2 separate regions of the Homo sapiens genome follow, and region 2 is linked to region 1. The links are chromatin contacts, found by Hi-C or POLR2A ChIA-PET in ENCODE. All regions are on one chromosome and are shown on one strand. The core of a region is the stretch at or near the end of the contact, and the rest is flanking DNA. Distances in the headings are between cores, read along the strand shown.

Region 1 (2,701 bases), core at 147-2,646:
TAACATGGGCCCTGCCCTAAACAGTGATGCTGATTTCATTGATTCTTTATTGAAGACAGAGCCTGGTAATGATGACTGGATGAAAGACATCAATCTTGATGAAATCTTGGGGAACAATTCCTAAAGAAGAAAGGGAAGACAATTTACAAACTCCAAGCACTAAAAGGCAGTATATTACAGAAACTCTGTAGAGGCTGAACTGTTGATGTTCAGGTGGACTACATGAAGATAACATGCTTAAAAATGGAAAGCAGAAAGTAACTGCAGTGATGAACATTTTGGTCCAAATTCTTGTTTTAAATCTTACACCTGAAAGTAAAATATTGGGATCACTTTTCCCTGTCTAAACTCCAGGATACAGTATCCAATTTATCCAAACAGAACTGTGGTGTCAATGTGTAATTAATTGTGTAAAATAGCCTTCCCAAGTTTCTTTTTCCCTGGAAAATAAAAAAGGTAATAGAACTTGTAGTTTATTTAAACCCCATGTCATGAGGAGGTACTAGTTCCAAGCAACAAACTCCTTAATTTGCTCTAATAGATAGGTATGGTTTAATCTTTCCATTGTGTCTTTTCATTTAATTTTCCTGAAGCTTGCAGGATAGATTGAAATGTTATAGGTTTGTTTGGAGTAACCAAACAGTATGCAAATTAAGAAAAAGCCAGAGAACCTAGAAAACATCCAGTGGATTACAGAATTTCTTCCCCATATTCACTCCTCACTTTTACAATTTTCCCACAATCCTCTACTTCAGTGGGATGCTGTGTCTAGTGATTAAACAAAAATATAGAGCTGTGCAATTTGATTTTGGCTTCCACAACGAATATCTGAATCCATTCCAAATGAAATTTTAGATATAACAAAGACTTGTCCTAATCATACTGAAATATTGGTGCACACCTCTCTGCATTAGATTTCACTTTTTTAAAAAACCCAGTGGACATTGCTATAAATAAGATTTATTTGGCTACAAATAACCTGGGATGTTGCTTATTATGATTGATGCCTGCTGGTTTGTTCCCAAGCTGAGTGAAATTGAACCTCGTCCTCCCTACTCATTTTGATGACTGAGGCTGGTTTATAAGAAAAGGAAGTTTGGAGAAGAAAACCGAGATTAGAAAATATCATGTTTTGGTTGGAGATAAGAACCAGGGATGGCAAGTACCAGTGTGTACAAATGTATTTCACGGAGTTTGAAGGAACGCATAATCAAGAGGGAAAACAATTTGTCCTTCATTGGACGTATTATTTGGATTTGGGTGAGCAACAAAATGGAATGTGGTCTGTTAGGAGCATTCTGTTTGTTCTTTTGTCCCTGATGTGATGAATCATTGCCACATGCTAGATGGACTCTTCATATCCAGGTTTTGTCCCTCAGGGCTGAGCACTGTATTAAAGAGTTTTTGTTGAGTCATTTAACCTTAGTGTCCACATCCAGATCAGCTGTAAAATGGGGAAGACGTGTGCTGATTTGGAATGAATGCAAAATATCACTATCATTTTCCTAATTACAGAGGAGCAAAGGTTATCTTCAGCCCTTTCAGTTCTATGCTCACATATTCAAATATCAAATGTAATTTAGCTGAAGTTATTTAATAATCAAGTCTTTCAATATCTGTTCAAAGAAAAAGAACACACTTTGAAAATTCTGCAAAGCTGTCTCCCAGTCTTTAAAATGTCTGGAAGCACTCTCCTTCTTTACAATACCAACATCACTGGCCCAGAATCTTCCCTGTGCTAGTTTGTAAATATAAATAAATTACTTGTTTTGTAAACTTTTGTAAAGAATATTTTGGTAGAAATACTTCAAACATATTCTTTGGGTTATATTTATACATATGTGAAATAAATATACTATCAAAAGGTTATATTTTATACAAAAAGTAAATTGCTACCTTTTGTATGCTAATATGCAAAGTTTTGTATAATATGATGGTTTATTTTTAGCTCTACACTTAAACCATAGGTGGTTGAGTGGGAACTTTTGAAAACTATCAAGAGGCTTGTTAGACAAATTTATATTCTGAAACCTCAATAAGAAAGCATTCCAGGTTTCAATCCTTGTTTTTTGTCCTGCTCCCAAATTCTTTTTTAAACCCATAGTTCTTGTGTCTTATTTGATTCTTCTGCTGTGCACATTGTATTGGTCCTTGTTGCATGTAGTCTACTGTGTGTTTTCCGATTTTATAAGGCAGCATTTCTCCATACAAAAAGAAAAAAAATGATGTACATATAAACGCTTTTGTTGTATGGCTCCTCCATGTTACTGTATATATCTGCCAGCACTTCCCAGTTACACTCCTGTGAGTCAGCTTATTTTTACCCTAACATAAATAGTATGTTTTGTAGTAGTTATCAAATTTAAGAGATAAAGCAATCAGAATGTTTGGATTTTCTTCTATCTTAATGTGAATTTCATAATTAATGTCTATTTATTCAGCTATTCATTAAAATACAGGATTCTTTGGGAAAACATGATGTGTAGTCTGTAGTTTGTTTGTTAGCAGCCTATTACCAAAGGTGACATAATTTTCCTGAAAGCAGAGATAATGACAATTTGATAGACATATTTAGCTAAAACCTTAAGATTTACAACTTAAGAGCTATTGGAATACAATCTGCCATTTTTAGAAATACCAGACCACTTAATTGTTGGCATTGTTTATCATCCTGACATAGAGAGGAGGTAGAAGCAATTTT
Region 2 (2,701 bases), core at 146-2,645, 35 kb before region 1:
CTGGGGTTTTTATAGGCCCAGGATGGGGTTGTGGCAGGCCCAGGTGGTCTTGGGAAATGCAACATTTGGGCAGGAAGTGCCTGTCCTCACCTAGGTCGTTGGAGTGGAGCCCTTGCCAGGGACCTGCCTTTCTCTACCCAGTACTTTGCTTCCCCCATTCCATGTCATTTAAAGGGACCACACTCTTCCCTTCCTAGCAGTCCTGTATCACTTTGTGGTTGGATTTTATACTTTAGCTTTTATATTGTAGATGGACTAGTTATAATCTACTACATGAGCTACTGGAGACCTCACATTACTTAATTCTGATTACTTTGAAGAGAGAAGTGAATAGATACAAAGAATGCTTAGGGTTATCTCATTTTGTTGTTCTTAAATGTGACATTTGTTATTGGAAAAACAATATGTTTGTTGATACATAACCTACTTCCCTTGATCATTTTAAAAATTTCAATTAACCCTTGCCCCTCACCTCTCAGAAATCTGTATCTCATAACTCTCTCTTTTCACCTGAGCTCCTAGCAGTTTACAGGCAACATGGTCATCAGTGAAATGTACATGTTGAAAGAGAGAAAATAAAAACCCTCCAAGTTAGTCTGTTAAGGTGAATACATATGCTATTGCATGACCAACTAAGATAGATAATGCCCAGACAGGTCATAAAAAAGACACAGGAAAAGGGAACATTGAATAAAATGGTGGCAGCATTAGTTGACTTTATAATTCTGTTGCCTTGTGAAACAGAATTATTTGAAAGAGGTTTCTGAAAATGTTTTTGTTGCTTGTCAAAGCATGGTGCTTTGACAACACAGAAGCTATTTTTATGTAGAAACAGTAGTGAAGGTATCTTCTGTTCACTGCACAACTAAATTATAGCAACTTATCATTGTGTTGCTTAAGGAAACAAACAGATTTCAAAGGTTTATTCTAGAAAACAGTGTTTAATCAATTTCTTATACTGTCTTTGAACATAATCTAGTAAGCAGATGTGGAGTTAACGGCTTATTATGTTCATACTCCCTATATCCATTCAGAGTCTGCCAGGCTCAGAATAAAAGTCAAGACATGTGCACATAGAGACTCTGTAGATGTTTGTAGCATTTGAAATTAAAATAGTGAGAAGGCTGCCTGGGCGTCCCTTCAGACATGGCACAGTGGAGCACAGAGACAGGAAATATGCCAGACTGCCTCTGTAGGAGGCTGCTGTGAACACGTGCAGCAAGGAACAGGGAACCGCTTAATGATTAATCACTGTCAACCTTTGTTCTCGTTAAAGACTTGATTGTTGGACAAGGCTTGTAATGAGGGACTGTTTTGGTGTCTGTTGCTATGAGATTGTGTTCACTGATCCTCAGTTGATGTAAGCCGCTGTTCTCTTTTTGCCCAAGTCGAATGAACTTGAATGAAAATGCTCTCACAGTGCCTGCTAGTGGTGCTTTCAGAGGAGGTTCTGGGCATTCTGTTTACCAAATGCTACTGCAGCTCAAAAACGGAGAACAGGTAACTAAGAGTTTGGCTCAGCTGAATTTTGGCATATGAGATTTATGAAATTTTAGCAAATGTTTTAAAAGTTTGATTCTAAAAGACGTAAATAAAAGTAGATTTTATGGTAGTAATGGAATAAAAACCCTTCAACACACCCACACACCTTTTCTTTTTAACAAGCACAGATATTCAAGAATCAAAATTTTAAATTGTTACCATTTCTCTTGACTTCTATAAATAAAATATTAAATTGTGTTTTGCAAACCAAATTCTTAAACCACCAACTCATGTGAGAGGTGGGAATATGTCTTGGCATTTTCCTAAAGGCTAAGAAAAAAAATTCCATTTATTCTGTCATTGATTACAGCTTGCAGACTTTTATATAACCATTTTTTTGTTTGCTTGTTTTTAGATTCAAGGGGTACATGTGCAGATTTGCTCCATGGTTATATTGCATGATGATGAGGTTTGGGCTTCTATTGATCCCGTCACCCAAATAGTGAACATAGTACCCAATGGGTACTTTGTCTGCCCCAGCCTCTCTCCCACCCTCCCCCTTTTGGAGTCCCCAGTGTCTGTTGTTCCCAGCTTTATGTCCATGTGTACTCAATGTTTAGCTCTCACTTATAAGTGAGAACATATGGTATTTGGTTTTTCTTTCTGTGTTCATTCACTTACAAGAATGGCCTCCAGCTGCATCCATGTTGCTACAAAAGGACGTGATTTAATTCTTTTTTATGGCTATGTAGTATTTCATGGTGTATATGTACCATATTTTCTTACTAATTCAACATTGGTAGATACCTTGGTTGGTTCCATGTCTTTGCTTTTGTAAACAGTGTTGCAATGAACATATAAGTGCAGGTGGCTTTTTGGTAGAATGACTTATTTTCCTTTAAGGTAGATACTCAGTAATAGAATTGCTGGGTCAAATGGTAGTTCTATTTTTAGTTCCTTGAGAAATCTCCAAACTGCTTTCCACAGTGGCTGAACTACAATTCCCACCAGCAGTGCATAAGCATTCCCTTTTCTCTGCAACCTCATCAACATGTATTATATTTTGACTTTTTAATAAGAGCCATTCTGACTGATGAGAAATAGTAAGCATAACCATTTTTGAATATTTTACTGCAATAAAATATCAATGGAACATTTTAAAGGAGGAAAAAAACAGTATTTTTAAACTTTAAAGAATATTTTTCTGGATTAAAGTGAC

What was found. Hi-C counts contacts between places; a loop is a spot of excess contacts on that map. ChIA-PET counts read pairs that join two places held with the same protein, here RNA polymerase II (POLR2A).
Region 2: POLR2A ChIA-PET joins it to region 1 with 12 read pairs in activated CD4-positive, alpha-beta T cell. The contact joins two enhancer-like sites. A Hi-C loop is called at or near these places in 1 of 37 single-sample maps with no recorded cell type. POLR2A ChIA-PET finds 5 or more read pairs at or near these places in 3 of 52 experiments (OCI-LY7, PC-9 and activated CD4-positive, alpha-beta T cell).

The regions. Positions count from the first base shown.
Region 1 is chr11:95,976,371-95,979,071 of GRCh38, reverse strand. MAML2 (mastermind like transcriptional coactivator 2) reads left to right here. Exons shown (of 5, transcript NM_032427.4): 5 at 1-2,474. The coding sequence ends at 124. Among named protein-coding and RNA genes, the nearest start is that of MTMR2, 54 kb to the right of the region's middle. Within about 2 kb of position 1,396, at least 4 of the 41 ENCODE cell types and tissues checked have a DNase peak (open chromatin) inside an H3K27ac peak, as active enhancers do.
Region 2 is chr11:96,010,910-96,013,610 of GRCh38, reverse strand. The region is part of intron 2 of MAML2 (mastermind like transcriptional coactivator 2); the gene reads left to right. Among named protein-coding and RNA genes, the nearest start is that of MTMR2, 88 kb to the right of the region's middle. RefSeq lists an enhancer at 971-1,574. Within about 2 kb of position 1,395, at least 17 of the 41 ENCODE cell types and tissues checked have a DNase peak (open chromatin) inside an H3K27ac peak, as active enhancers do.